2 separate regions of the Mus musculus genome follow, and region 1 is linked to region 2. Evidence: chromatin loops called from intact Hi-C (ENCODE). Cell type or tissue: heart. All regions are shown on one strand.

Region 1 (8,000 bases), 190 kb before region 2:
GTGAAAATTATTTTGGGTTAGAAATAGACTGTGTCTGTAAAAGAAGGTAAAGCAATTATTTCAAAAGACTTCATACATGGCATTTATAAGAAAGAAGGGTACTAGAGCAAGAGCAAAATTATATTTCTTTAGAAGCAAGCTTTAGCTCACTTCACTGCCCTTACTTAAACAGTGTTGTCCAAAGACTGCACTAGCCCATGCTATGTGTAAGTCAAGAAAGTGGGTTTCAAGTTGATTTTTATGCTATTACCCACATTTTAAAATGTGCTAAAATTCATTTAGATATAGTAAACTGCCAACTAGTGGGCCATAATCAATAGTTTCATATGTACAGGGGGAAATAAAGATGAAACCCCTGCCCAAAAAAGAAAAAAATCAGTAAACTCATGCCGTAAACCCCTGTAAGTTTCCATCTATGCTCCAATGTTACTCTCACACTAACCTCATAGAGCAAGTGATATTCATTTATCTATTCATCCCTTTAACCAATATTTACGAAGTATTTACTCAGTGTCAACTTCTGTGCTAAGCAGTCAGAACAGCTCAGCCATAAACTGAATCCACATGAAGACATTGACTGGGAAGTAAGTGCAAAAAAAATGGAGACGCATAGCATGTCTTAGCAAAGTCTGTGGTCTCTCTGAAGGCTAGAGTTTTCCTGAAGGAGTTGTCACAGGGTCACAGACCTCAAGGATACAAAGAAATGGAATAAACAAAAGTAGGCAAAAACTAACTGTGCAGAGGAAACAGCAATGGCTAAGAAAGTAGCAGCTTTGCGAAGGAAACTTTTGTCAGATAAGATTTTTAAAAGATCAATATATCTCTCACTATATACTGGGGAGCTAGTAGTAGAATCAGGCTGAAGAAGGCTGCTAGTTCCAAACCATGCCTTCAAGGGCAAAATAAAGACTCTGGCTTTCATTCAGTTGTAAATGGGAGCCACAGATGTTTATCCAGGAGAGGAAAACAGTAGGGACTCTGTAGGAAACAAACTCAAATTGAGCAAGCAGGAAGCAGAGTTAGTAAAAAGCCCACAGCAGTGTGAGAAACAGTACAGCTAATGGCAATGGTGCTGGAAAGTACAAGCCTGAGACAGGACAGCAGAGGCTGGAGGGTGGGACATGAGGAAGATGATGATAACGTAGCTCAGCTCCCAGAATGCAATACAAAAAAACTTAAAACTGGGGTATAACTGGGCTCTTAAAATGTCTCCCAGTCTTGGTCCCCAGGTGGCACAACTTTTAAGATGTGGAGCATTGTAAAGAAGCATTGTAAAGGATTCAGGTCTTAAGGGTCTGAATCCTTCCTCTTTCTCTCTTCTGCAAATTGTTCCACCATATACTCCCACAATGTGCCACCTTGCCACAGTGCCAAACAATTACAGATTGTAATCTTCAAAATTGTGAGCAAAAGGCCAGATATCTGGTTATGCTACTTAACACAAGCAGAATATAGAAGGAGCGAAGTTTAGCTGAGTCTGAGGTGTTCATGAGGAAATTCAGCAAGGACATCAGAAGTCACTTGAAGTAGAAGTTCTTTGGAAAGTCAGTTGAGTTGAATGGTGTTTTGCTGGGGTAAACACATGAAGGAGTGTTTTCCTGAAGCATACACGGGTGAAAAGACTCATGATAAAGGATTCTTCGCTAACGACAAAACGACACCCATGTTTTGGTCCGCCTTACATTACATAATTGAGCTCCATTTGTCAGGACTCCACAGAAAATAATGCACCAAAAAGCTCTGGTGGTGTGCTGCAGTTTGTGACTGATTCCCAGGCCTCAGGCTGATCGGCAGAGTGATATTAGCTGAGAGAGACGTGCTGAGGCAAGACCCATGAAGGACACATGATCTTTGGAGGGGATAAACAGGACTCAATGGACAGTGGTGGAGGCTGAGCTTGTACTGCTCATAGAACTAGCTGTGCAATGCTTGTGGGTCTCGAGTCTTCCCTGATCTTTGCTTCCCTGTGAGAGGCACAGTGGAGAACTTCTCCTGGCATCCCTCAGGGTCCCTATTGCTGACTCGTGCCAAGGCTGAGGCCTGGCTGTCTCTGCTAGGTACTGCCACTGCTGCTGATTCATTCATGTTTGCTCTCCTGACTACTGCTGAACAGCTGATATATCCATAAAGTGGAAATAGATTCAGGGGCTGCTGAACTGAACTGCTGATTTTCTGACAACAAAGATAAGATTTGCTCCAAAGAAACTCTTTCTAGGGGAGGGAGAGATGGCTCAGCCGGTTAAGAGCAGTAACTGCTCTGCCAAAAGTTCTGAGTTCAAATCCCAGCAACCACACAGTGGCTCACAACCATCGGTAATGAGATCTGACACCCTCTTCTGGTGTGTCTGAAAACAGCTACAGTGTACTTATATATAATAAATAAATAAATCTTTGGACAGGAGCGAGAAGAGGTCCAGAGTTCAATTCCCAGCAACCACATGATGGCTCACAACCTCTGATGGCTCACTGTACAGCTACAGTGTACTCATATACATAAAATAAATAAAGAAGCCTTTAAAAAAAAAAGGGGGGAAAAAAAGCCCTTTCTAAACAGGTCCACTTCCCCCATATTCTTTCTTTTTCACTATTCCTGATGGGCAATGAGCCAAAAGAGAGATTAAAGCATTTAATAAACATCATTAAAAGTAAACTTTAAAAAAAATTAAAGTTACAGTCACTGGACACATCTAATAAATGGCTAAGAGTGAACTGCAACCAAGCCATGTTTACATGGTACCACAATCAAAATTCTTTCACAACACCCAGGTAAGCACAGTGATTGCTATGGTAGTAAAGGGGAATCCCCACTGCAAAGGGTCACATTTACTGAAAACCCACATATGATGGCTCTTACAATAACTACTGAAGAGACTGAAGCCTGGAGGGGTGAGATGAATTACAGAGGCTGACAAAGTACTTACTATGTGTCAAGTCATGGACTCAGGATAGCTCAGCAATAAAAAACAAGAGTCCACACAGGAAGACATTAAGTGGTAGAAGTACCAGAATTTAAAGTCAGTCTTCTCAGGTTCAGAACGTAAGCCCTCGCCCTCGAGAGTATCACATCTGAGTAGGAAGGCCAGTATCTGAGCTCTCAGGTGCTGGCCACTGGCAGACTCAAGTGCTTCTGAAAGCAGAGTGTTGCTCCATACATCTCTCAAATAGGCTTTAGCACAAAGCCTCAGAAGTTGTTTAATGAACACACTATGAATAAATTGTATATCTCATTATTCTCTAATCAGTCTTCAGACTTGAAAATTATCAATGAGATACATAATATTTCTTTTACAATATATTTAAAGTGTTCTTTTTAAACACTAGTAGCTTCAGAGCTGACAAGATTAAGAATGAAGGCGAAATGTTGAAAGTTCTACCATGAGTTTCTGTCTCAGCTGATATTTTCAGGAACTTGTACATCTCAAGAAGGGGCTTTCTCCATGTGGTTAACTAATTAGAAAGAATACAAAGAGGCAAGCAAGACAGCTCAGCAGATAGAGCTTGCCCTTGGGTCTGAGCTCAATCCCTGGATCCCACCAGGTGGCAGAAGAGCCCCAACCAGTGAGGGTTGTCCACTGACCTCCACATGCATACCATGACACAGGCGAAAAAACAAGTCAAATAAATAATACAAGTAGATTAGTAGACACAAAGACCCAACAATGCCCTTTGAAGGAATGAGATTTCAAGAGCAAAAAGCATTACTGATTTATCTTTTATAAATTTTTCTTAAAGCCAGAAAGAATAAAGAGAGTAGAAAGGCAATCCCAGGTATGTATTATAAGACAACATAACAAAGAAACCTGAGCTCCATTTGCCAAATAAATACTTCCACTTTTTTTATTTGCATGTTTGTTTGTTTGCTTGCTTGCTTGCTTGCTTGCTTGCTTGCTTGCTTGCTTGCTTGCTTGCTTGCTTTCTTGAGACAAGATCTATGTGGTCCTGGCTGGCCTGAACACTTTAAATAGACCAGGCTAATTTCAAACTCAGAGATCCACCTACCTCTGCATCCTGAGTTCTGGGATTAAAGGTTTATACCACCATACTTTGCCTCAACATTTTTAAGTGTACAAGAAGCAAGTGACCATATTTCATAGAATCTAAAATACCAGTGACAGAAAATGTTGGAGGCTTAGGCAGCTCAGTGGTGAAGTACTTGTTGCACATACATGAAGACCTGAGTTCGATTCACAGAACCCAAGGAACAAAACAGAGTGTGGGTGTGCTTGTAATTCCAACACTGAGGCAGAAAAGGCAGTCAGAGACAGGCAGACACAGATAGATAGACAGAGAGAGAGAGAGAGAGAGAGAGAGAGAGAGAGAGAGAGAAAGAGAGAGAGAGAATAAAATGCTTGCTTAGTCTCATTAGAAAACAAAAAAGCAGCAGTTAAATTTAGACACAATAATTTCTTACTGAGTAAAATTAACAAATAAAATTTAGAAAAGAATTTATATACACTCTAATATAAACATAAAAATAAAAGCATTCCTAAAATGTCTTCATACTCCAAATCTCCTCCGGTTTTCTGCACATCCCAGGCTTTGCCACAGACAGCACTAGTGACACGTTTTATATTTTAAAGCAACAACAGGAAAGATCAAAAACTCCACTATTGTCTCCAAGACTTTGTACCAAGCTGCAAATGGTCGTCTGTGACAAAGGCTAGAGGTTGTCAACAGAATCTTCAGTTGATATTTTAGACTCACATTCACTTATCAATGATCCTAAAATGTCAGTTTGCAGCTGTCCAATCATACTACCAGGACAGACAGACAAGTTTGCCCACTTTGAGGCAATAACCTCACAACATTGAACTGCCTGGCTCACAGCAATTTTAAGATTTTATCTATTGTAAGATGCTTCCCAATTTCCAACTAACTATAGGAGAAATGATGAATTTTATCTAATTCTCAATGAGTGCATATGTGTAATGCCTTGACTAGAAAGAAAAATGTGGTCAGCATGAGTTTTCCGTGTTCTCTAAGAGGACAACAGCACCAAAAATAAATAAATAAATAAATAAATAAATAAATAAATAAATAAAATATATTTTTTTAAAAAGTGAATATAAATGGCCCATGCCAATTCTCATGCAAAGTTTTAAAATCCAAGAGAAAGGCAATTCCTACATGAGGATTGTTTTAGCACGGTCTCTAAATGAGGGCTGAGCTGACAATGAGCACAGACAAAACCAAAAGATACATACCAGAAGGAAGTAACAAACTTGTTTTTCTTGACTACTAGGATTTCTAGAGTAGACCTTTTGGTTAGCTTTTTTTCCCCCTTTTGTTTAGTTTATAAAGCAGCATAACACAGAGAAAGTTAGCTAACACTGAAGATTCAAGGATAATCTATAGATTCTAAAATCATATTCTCACATGTATGACTGAGAAGGGTTTTTCTAACCTCTCTACATGTTCTCCTCCCCGACTCTTGGCCCCAACTCCCTCCTTTCCTTTAGCTTCCTCCCCAGCTACACTATCAAACCCTTCTTCACCCTACAGTCTCATGGCCTTTGAAGCCTCTCAATGCTCTCCTGAACATTTACACCTTTTACCTTTTGTCCCACTTACATGGTTCAAAGTACCACTTCCCCTGAGCTCCCATCTGGCTATTTCTCTTCTCCACTCTGCCCCATCTGTCCCCAGAATCCTGCAACTTTAACACAAGCATTTCACTACTGTCAGCTATAAGGCTCAAACACCAACTATTCTGTCTTTGCTGGAAGCATATCAAAAGATATTTTGAGAATTCAAGAGCTCGGACTAGGAGGTGGTATTGTGACAAATGCTTTTTTACCACTCAGGAACCCCTAGGTTCAAACCCTAGCACCACCACCAATAAAGGAGGAAGGAGGGATAGAACAAGGGAAGGGAAGATGGGAAAGAAGGAGGGGGAGAAGGAGGGAGGGAAGGAAATGGATTTGACTGGTGGATTGAGTTAAAAGGCTGGGGCTATAGGTCAGTGGCAAGGACTTACCTTGTAACAAGCTTGCATGTACAACACCTTGGATTGATCCTTAGCATCATGAAAATTAAAATTTAAAAACTCCCCTCTCAAACTGTTGATGCTCCAAAGCAGTGCACAAACAGGCTGCAAAGTAGAGTAACTATGGCAATGATTTCATGACTAGAAGCTGGGAGACAACTTCATAATTCTAGCAAAACTGATCAACCATATATCATGGATTAAAATGTATGTAATAAATATGCAGGCACATAAAGATCTCCCCAAACTCTTGGTGAGATGGCTCAGCAGATAAAGTGCTTGTTATCAAGCCTGACAACCTGAATTTGATCTCCAGTATCCACATATCCACACACGGTAGAAGGAAAGAAACCTAGCTCTCTAATCTCTACACACTTGTCCATATTCTCATTCATTCATATTCTCTCTCTCTCTCTCTCTCTCTCTCTCTCTCTCTCTCTCTCTCTCTCACACACACACACACATACACACACACACACACACACACACACACACACGGGGAGGGGGGAGGGGGAGAGGAAAAACAAATAATCTTTTAATGTAATAAAAAATGGTTTTAGACATTGTGAAAAAAATCTCTTATAATTCATGCCAAATACTAGAAAAAAGATTTGGGCATAGAACACAGGAGACTAAGGCAGGAGAATTGTCATGAATTCAAAGCTATCTGAGCTACACAGTCAGTACCAACACAGACAAGCATACATAATAAGACACTATCTCAAAAGAAAAAGTTAAAGAGAAAGAGAAATATTTCCATGACTCAACAAATTATTAGAAGAGAATTCACACACAATTATTCATAAATATAAATTACAGGTTTTCAAAAGTCTATATTACACAGAAACACCCACATGATGCCCTCTTTGGCCTCTATCACTCTTATATTTTTCTGTGTACCTGCCATAAAATGAAAGGATACTTGTTATCTCAAAGCCCAAACTCAGAAAGAGAAGGCTCAAATCAGGGTGCCTAAGAAAATAGATTTTCTTATGACCTTTGGGCAATTCGATTAACCATTTAGGTATTAGTTGCTTTATAAGGAATTGAGATAATATTATCTTTCTCATAGAATGAGTGTTAATTCTAGCTAGATTTCCATTCCCAGTGAAGAGAAACCATGATTTATATTGGTATTAACATTTCTAAAAATAGAACAAATGAATAAAGAAAAAACTGTTCAAGAATAGCAAAGCATTTTTAAGTGTAAAATTCTATAAAGCCAGAAAAGAATCTACCAAAAAAGGTAAAAAGGACAAAACTTTATTTAATAAGGTCCAAAATAGAGGAGGTCCCAGTGGTCAAAGTTTTGGTCGCTCAAAATTATGAGAGAGACAAAATGGAAACACACAAACCTCAGAGATGGCTTGTCTATAAATTCCTGAGAAGGGAGAGGGGAGAAAGGTAGGGAGGGTGAAGGGAAGGAGAAGGCAAAATAAGGGTGGGAGAAAAGGAGTGGGGAGTAAAAGGGAAATTGGAAAAGGGAGATAGAGAGATGGAGGGGGAGATGGAAGCAGGAGATAAAAGTGGGAGATGGAGGGGGAGATGGAGATTTTTAGTATAACAAACAGCATAAAAGCCAAATAAAATCCTCTCTAAAGAAGGATATTACCCCCTAGGCCTTAAAGGCCTTAAAATATATTTATACTTTTCAATATACAATAATTTGCATGAAATAAAAGATAACCTAGCAAACAAGGACAAAAACAAGAAGACTAAAAATTAAAAAGCCTCATAGACATGAAAAAAACAGACCCAGAAAGAGTTCAATTTAGTGGCATCAAATACAACCAAAAAAAAAAAAAAAAAAAAAAAAAAAAGCTAATAAGTCAAGGTCCTCTCTGACCTGCATCCATCTTCCTTTCCTTATTGCTCTCCTTTCTTCCTCCTGACCCAGGACAAGGCATAGAAACTGAATTTCTCTTCCTTAGTTAGTTCCAGTTCATGCCTTTAATCTCAGCACTTGGGAAGCAGAGGCAGGTAGATCTCCACAAGTTCCAGGCCAGTCTGGTCT
Region 2 (8,000 bases):
TCCTAGCACAGGCTCAGAGGCTGAAGGAGGCCATTCTGAGGGATGAACCAGGAGACATGAGTCTCTTAGGGCAGTTGAAGAGATACATAGAGAATAAGGAAGTGGAACCTATGTCAGAGCAAGGAAGAGACAGGAAAAGCAGGTGGCACTCTGGCTGCTGATCACACACTTGGTGAAAATGGGGTTCCCCCTTGTCCTGAGATCTATACAGAGGCATAGCACAAGCAGTCTCTCTCCATCATAAGCCTATCCCACTCTGCTACTCCCTGTCCACAGAGTACGGAGGTCCTGGGCAAGCTCTTCTGCAATCTTCTTAGCCTTGAGGGCCATGATGAGGCACTTAGCTACTCTGGCCTTAGTTCCTTCAACTGTAGTGGCAATATTTCTAAAGAATTTCTCTGTGAGGGAATACTACGAACCTTCTCTATTGAAGGTTGTCTAAGTCCTAGAGAGGTCACAGTGGAGATGGGAGTCCAGCTCAGAGAGGACAGCAGATGGATTATGAAGACCTTGAACGGTGGGTTGCTCACTCATGGGTGGTACCTCACTCATATTGGGAAGTTCTGGTGACTGTTGAGATGGAGAGCAAGTGAAACAGGGAAAACACAGGAAGCTAGGGCAGTTCCCTGGGCAGTAGTCCAGCTTCCATCTCTCTATATGTCTTCGTTCTCCCCTTGTCCCAGTGAGTGTGGACCCAGACAGAGAAGATCTGACTTACAGTGTCTCCTTTGGGCTCCTGGGCTATCTGGGAGACAAATGAAGCAACAGCCAGTCGACCTAACCAGCCAGGGTCAACCTGACCGGCTGAGCAGTATCACCCAGCATAGGCTCCATGGGATACTCACAGCTCAGATGAATCCAAACACCCCCCCACCCCATACCAGCTACCGTGCTGCAGCACATGGGCAGTTCAAACCCCTTCTGGCATCTTGCAGAAGTGGAGGATGTACCGGAGGAGCAGGAGATGGGTTTCTGAGAAAGTGGAGAGCTGTAAGAGGCTGCCTTCTCAGGAGGAATGGAGGACTTTTTGAGTTGCAAGATCAGGCAGCAGCAGCAGCAGACTGCAGTGTTTAAGGTGGCTGGGGTCTGCAGGAGGGTGCAGAGGAAGGGTTCAAGCTCTCCTGCCACTCTTGCAGATTTCCCAAATGGTCAGAGTGGGAATGCAGCTCAATTGGTAGAGCGCTGACCTAGCATGTACCAAGCCCTGGGTTCAATCCCTAGACATGGGTGGATGCCTGTAAGCACAGAATTCATGAGGAAGAGCCAAGAGGATCTGGAGCTAAAGGTCACCCTCCACAGGAAGTTCAAAGCCAGCCCTGGAAACAAGAAGACAACAAATATGTGTTCTAACCGGCCCTTCATCCCTTCCTGTGGAGAAGCCTAGCCAAAGATATCTCACAGACCCCAAGGAAGGAGTCTTTTCACATCTGCAAAGCAAACTTGGCTCAAAGGGCTCCCAAAACATCTATTGAACAATGTGCTGATGCCCATGGGTAACCATGGCAGCACGCAGGCCAGACAAGGGATAACATTTTGGCATAAAGACCCACTCACAAGTTGGATAAAAGAGTGAAAGTGACTCTGCAAGTAGAAGAAAGGAGCAACTGCGTGTGCAAAGGCCCCGAGATCCAGAGAGTTCAAGGCACTGCGTGTCTGGAGTTTTCATATGGAAGGCCAAGATGGTGGGAGGTGAGGCAGGAAACGTGGCAGCATGCTTGGGCCATTATTTTAAGAGTACCAAGAATGTGTGAATACTGAGTCAAGTCAGGTCAGGAGGGGTTGAGTGGGTGGAGTCAAAGGGGGATTTCAGAGTCCGGTAGAAGTCCTAGTTAGGGTTACTATTGCTGTGATGAAACACCTTGACCAAAAAATAAAAAAAAAAGCAAGTTGGGTAGGAAAGGTTTATTTGGTTTACACGACAGACTCCAGCACTGAAGGAAGTCAGGGTAGGAACTCAAGCAGGCCTGGAACCTGGAGGCAGGAGCTGATGCAGAGGCCATGGAGGGGTGCTGCTTACTGGCTTGCTCCTCATGGCTTGCTCAGTAAGAGGAAATTATCTAGCTGTAAGAGGAGGTGGAAGACAGGGAGTAGGATCATGCCTGGGCAGATGGGGTCACACGACCCTCCATCCAGTGGGAGAAAACTTGGGAAGAGCAGGCAGAAGGGAACAGGGTCCACAGACTTGGGACTTGAAGTTTCAGTACCTTTAAGACATCAAGTATAGGTCCATTCCACCCCCACCCCAGAGACTCCCAAGCAGATGTGGGAGGCACTCTTCTGTGTCTCCTACCCCTCCTGAGTGAGGTGGTCATAGGCTGGCATTGGTGGCTCTTTGACAGTCAGTCCCTGCCCATATATCTGATGCAGGACTTGGGACCTGCACCAGTCTCTGGGCATGAAGCCAGCCAGGTGTGCCAGACTGTTGCACACTGGGTGGGCTCTGCCCTGGGGTCCTGTTCTCCAAACTCCAGCCCAAATATGCACATACCCCCCCGAAACTCCCCTGCTTAGCATATCTCTTTGCTTCTAAACACAGTGACTGTTTTTTGACTTGACTCCACTTCAGATCAGCCAATGTCCACCAGCCAGCCCTGTGTGGCCAGCATAGCACAGCCAGGAGCATCTAATTGGCATGTGAGGACAAGTCCACAGATGTAACTCAACTCTCCTTCCAGCTGCTGAAAGGTTCAAAATTCCACATCCTTCTTCTTTGTACCCAGTACAGTGCCTGGCACATGGCAGATCCTTAATAGACATGTCCTAAAGCTGGGGCATCCAGTGTCAGAGAGCAGTCCTTACAGCATTGGAACCAGAATCTACTGCAGATTCTGGACAAACACCCACCTCTCCGAGCTTCTAGAATCTGTAATGGGGTGGTGTCAGGTAATAACACCTGCTTCATAGTTTGTGGCCCCTGTAGAGTGTAACTCACAGCCACAGCATTTTGTGGAGAGCCTGTAGCCTGGACAGGCTCTTGCCTTGGAGCAAAGGCTGTTTTGTTTGCCATCTGTCAGCTAGTACTCCTTTATGTGTCTTTGCTCCACCGAGAGAGAGGTGTGGGAGGCAGTCCCGCAGGGGCATGGCCTTGGTGGTTCTCAGATAGAGCCTGGGGGTTGGGGGTTAGGGGGCAGGGTGGGGCTTTGGGGCTGTTCCGGCAGAGAGGGTGGCTGCCTGTCTTGGAGCTATCCCAGGAGGCAAGGCCCTAGGGACTGGGGAGGGGGCGGAAGCCGGAGCAGAGGTGGGATCCGGCGGAGTGAGGAGCGCAGACATCCTGCGGGGGCGACTGCCAACAGACAGGTCAGCTCCCTAGGGAGACAAGAGCCGCAGGCATCGGAGGTGGGACCTGGGGTCCTGCCTGGGAGCGTCGCAGCCGGGCAGAGAGCGCCCCCTGGCGGTGCACCTCGGCATTGCCCCGAGTCTCTAGTTTCTCCTCTTCCTTGGTAGCCTAAGGAAGGTCTCAGGGTGAAATCCCCCAGAGACATCAGAAACAGGAGACCCTTTCCAGGCTGAGGGTACTGTCATCAGCAAACCTGGAGTGATCATGGATCATGGTTAAGTGCCTGAGTGTACCAACTTCTGCAATAGGTGAAGTGGAGAGCTGAGAGAGTGCCAAACCCAGGGCGTCTGGACTGGCACACAGATTTCCACATGTCTGCCTAACTTTTAGACCCCTTCTCCAAGCCTTTGGGCAGAGCTTTTCTGGACCCCAGTGTGAGGGACACCCCAAAAATGGGAGGGATGGAGAGCTGCAAGTTATTATCCTTGGCCTGTGGGATACTCTGCTATTAGTAGTCTCCCTGCTGAGCAGTGTGTGTGTGTGTGTGTGTGTGTGTGTGTGTGTTGCTTAGTGTGCAGGGCTGCTTGCATTTGCAGAGATGCATATGCATATACATATGATGTGTGTGTGTCCGGTGTGTGTTTCCACATCTAGGAGCATGTTTGTGATAAAGCACACCAAAGTGCAAGAGTGTTTGTATGTGTTTGGGTCCAGTGTGTTCCTGAATCTGGGCTCATCATCTGTCAAGTCGGTGTTGATTCCGGCTGACTACTCAGGTCTGTATGGGCCACAGGACACTACCTGTTCATGGCATACTGGGTGGGGGTTAGTGTATTGACGGCAAGGAGGGGTGACCACCATTATCACCTTCCACACAGCATACGGCTAGCTGATCCCCTGCCCTGCCCGAGGATCACCCTCGTCGTCCCCCTCCCCCACCTCCCTTCCATGTTTAGCACTTCAAGTTTCCTTTGAAAGATGAGAAATCAAGGTTTACAGGGTAGAGTTTAAGGACCCTTGGGCAGAGGTCACCGAGCAGATCCCTGCTCAGCCTCCAGGTCTCAGCCTGAATTCTTTCCTCTCCCAGAAGGGCCCTGGGCACCCTCTGCCCAGTCTGGAGAAGGGGTGGGGACAGGTTTCAGGGCTGGGCTCTGCAGAGAGAAGTACACAAAAGGCCCAGTGTCTGCCCTGCCTCCCTCTCCTGGCCCTGCTCTTCTTGGGGAGGTGAGGGAATGTCCATCACCAGGCTGCAGAGAGGTGTGTGACATTCCTGCTCAGCAAGGGACCAGTCTGGGTAGTGGACTCACTTGCCCACACCAGCCTTCAGATGACTCTTCATGGGTGGGATGAGGAAGCACAGCTCCTGCCTGAATTTGGGGCTCCGGCGCCAGCTCTTGGCTGGCGCTCACCCAGACCCAAAGTGCTCCAGCTTGTCCTGTTCTGAGGAGGGATAGATGAGTAATTGAGATCAGGATGATACCAACAGAATGTACTAATAGGAGCATGTTCACCGCTACTGTTTGCTGAGGCCTGACTTTGAGCCCCTGTTGGGCGCTGTATACGGGCTCTGGAAGGCTAGGAGACCCAATATTAGGGTCTCGGACAGCCTGCTTCCCAGCTCTGTGACATTTGGGCAAGTTGCTTAACATTGCTTTGCCTCAGTTTCCTCTGCTTTAAAACAACAAATTATTATATATATATATATATATATATATATATATATATATATATATATATAAATAGTCAAGCCAGGTGTGGTGGCTCATGGCTCTAATCCCAGCACGTAGGAGGCAAAGGCAGGTGGTACTCTGAGGTCAGCCTGGTCTACATTGTGAATTCCAGGCCAAGCCAGGGTTACATAGTAAGACCTTGTCTCAAAATGCGGGTAGGAGTAGAAAGGCTGGAGAGATGGTTCAGCAGTTAAAAGTACAGGCTATTATTTTTCTAGAGTTTAAGGTTCAGTACCCAGTACCCACACACAGATGAATAACCGTCTATAACTCCAGGTCCAGAAGATCCAAAGCCTAATCCTGGGCCCCTGGGCACTGCACACATGTGGTGCACATACAAGCGGGCAAAAACACCCATATATATCAAATTTTAAAAATCTTTAAAATTAAAAAAAAAGAAATTAAGTTTAACAGTAGCTCCTATTTGGGGATCTCCTTGGTGCCTTGTGGCCACCTAGATGGTAGGTCTTGTTATCTTCACTTGATGATGAAGTAACAGACTGATCTATTTGAAACAGTCTCTTAAAAAGGACTGCCCAAGCTGAGCCTTGACTCTAGCCTGATACAAAGTTTGGTCTCAAATGGTTCCTGTTTGTAGCATTGACCGGGCAGTTCCTAACTGGTTGGTACAACTCTCTGAGCCAAGAAAGGGTTTCCCCATGAATCACTTATTTGATTCTGTCCAGATCCTTAAGAAGGGTATTTAACATTACCCACATGTTGCTCTCCCTCCCTTCCTGGCTTGTGCCCCCTAGAGTACAGTATCGGAAATTCATCCACTTCTAGGTACTCTAGGTATAGGGCGCAGAGGGAACTAATGTAGACTTGTGAATGAAGGACACTGGACACCCGAGCCAGGGCAGAGATTTGAGAGAAGCCACCTGAAAAGCAAATGTCTGAGTTGGAGTGGAAGGGGCAGGTGTGACACACACCCCTACACACACACACAATCTATATCTACAGTGACACGTGCTAGTGTGCTAGACACAGTTGGGTGTGATTTAAGGGCTTTGTAGTCATCTCTTTTAATCCTCAGAATGTTTCATGTAATTCTGAAAACTTGTTTAGTACAAGTAACATCAACCTGGTTTTCCAGATAAAGAACTTTGGGTCCGAGCCCACAAGGCTACGCAGCTAGCTGAGCTGGACCGGAACTCTGGTCATCCACACGCCTTCTGCCAAAGCCAGGAGGGAACTGAGAAGTGCCCCTGCAAAACTGCGGGCCTGGCCTGGCTCTCCTTGGCTTCTAGAACCAGGAAAGGAGGCTCCAGGTGTAACTATGACGGCCCCCCACTTTCCTCTTGGCTCACTCGGGGTTCCCACAGCTCTCACCCCCGCTGCCCCAAGCAGGGCTGGGCTTGCAGCAGGATAACTGGGTCGGGCACCTAGGTCCAGGGTGAAATATCAGATGACACCTGCAGGGTGGCCTGGATTTAGATGAACCCCGAGAGCCGCTCTTGCAGCCTGGATGTAGCCCCTACTCCTCGACCGGCCGAACCCAGAGACGGAGGGTGGGGGGCGGAGAGGCGAAGGGGTGTGTGTGCTGTGGCCTGCTGAGTACCCCCTGGGGCTTCCTCAAAGCAAGCCAGGAACCGCCTACCACCGAGCCAGTGCGTTGTTTTTCCATCAACAAGCGGCTTACGTAAACTCCCCGCCGCCTCCCAGGGCTGCCAGCGCGGGGGAGGCGCCCTATCTGATCGGGTCTCAGCCAGTGTAGGGGTATCCTGCGTGCCCAGACACAGGCCACCAGCACTCAGGAGGGAGAGCAAGGTCCCCTTCCCCACACCCACTTGGGGGACCCCACCTTCATCTTGCGATTCCACTGTCCTGTCCTGCAAGGAAAACCTCTTCACCTGCCCGCAATGAAGAGCATGTCCTAGAGAGACGGCCAGATGGCCAGCCACCAGCTCACCTGCTCTGCACTCCTTCTTAGTGGGGCATGGGGGTTGGGGAGCAGATTGGTATCTGATAGTGAAGACCAGAGCAGCAATAAAAAAGAAACCCACAAAGAAAACAAAAAACGTGTTTTGTTTAGAAAACTTTTCAAAATCATAGAAAAGTCATTATAGACCATGAACATGCCCATCCTAAAGTTCCCAGTTTTTAAACTTTTGCCTCTTTCCAACCCCTTCTCCAAGGTATCTTTGAATCAAGGGCATATTATTATTCCCATTTTACAGATGGTGACGTTGAAGTTGAAGTAATTTCTCCAAAAGACCCAGGGGAGCTGGAATTAGACTTACACATCTCAGCTGAAAAACAGTTTACCCTGTGTTTTTCTTAATTTTTAGAACTACATTTGTGTGTGTGTATGTGTGTGTGTGTGTGTGTGTGTGTGTGTGTGAGAGAGAGAGAGAGAGAGAGAGAGAGAGAGAGAGAGACCCCATCTGAGTGCATATGGTGGTCAGAGGACAACTTTCCAGAGTCTGTACCTACCTCCCATCAGGTGGGGGCTAAGATGGCAAGCACCTTTATCTGCTGAGACAACTCAGCCCTCCCCACCTCTGTCCCTCCCCCTCCCCTCAACTTCCCTATCTCCCCACCACCCCCACACACCCGTACACTCACTTTGCATTTTTAAAGTTATATTCCCCTACTTCCCCCATGACTACTATACACATAGTCTATGCAGATACCCAGAGCTTTTCCTATCAGTTTCCTTATCAAGATCTTTCCACAGACACCCTTCACACAGGGCTTTTGTTCAGTGTGCACGACTCTGAGCTTTGCCATAGAGATTTTTCCATATAGGAAATTAAAAACTCCTCTGTTCCTTTAAACCAGTGTATATTATTCCACTGAATAGACAGTTGAATATGCGCCCTTCACTAGCTCCCTGTGGGTGAGGAACCAGGCTGCTTCCAGACTGTTAGCATAAGCAGAACTGTGGCAAATGATCTGCATTAGGACAGCGAACTGTGTATGTATGGGGATATTTGCATGGTGGATTCCTAGAGATGAAAATTGTGGGTTAAAGGGTATGCAGATTTTTA

Evidence for each region. A loop is a pair of places that touch in the nucleus more often than their neighbours do. Peaks named below come from ENCODE experiments on the same cell type or tissue, not always from the same donor. Only the 100,000 strongest peaks of a DNase experiment are listed, where the experiment ranks them.
Region 1: it touches region 2 in a loop (10-fold over the local background); 15 of 42 quality-filtered maps call a loop at or near these places.

The regions. Positions count from the first base shown.
Region 1 is chr2:38,183,090-38,191,089 of GRCm38, forward strand. The region is part of intron 2 of Dennd1a (DENN/MADD domain containing 1A); the gene reads right to left. Among named protein-coding and RNA genes, the nearest start is that of Dennd1a, 100 kb to the right of the region's middle. In heart, a CTCF peak has its summit at 3,536 (motif pointing right); no DNase peak of the experiment used is centred here.
Region 2 is chr2:38,372,769-38,380,768 of GRCm38, forward strand. No RefSeq gene overlaps it. Among named protein-coding and RNA genes, the nearest start is that of Gm13584, 7.9 kb to the left of the region's middle. In heart, a CTCF peak has its summit at 5,763 (motif pointing left); DNase peaks (open chromatin) are centred at 3,263 and 6,723; H3K4me3 peaks cover 1,243 bases; H3K27me3 peaks cover 7,481 bases.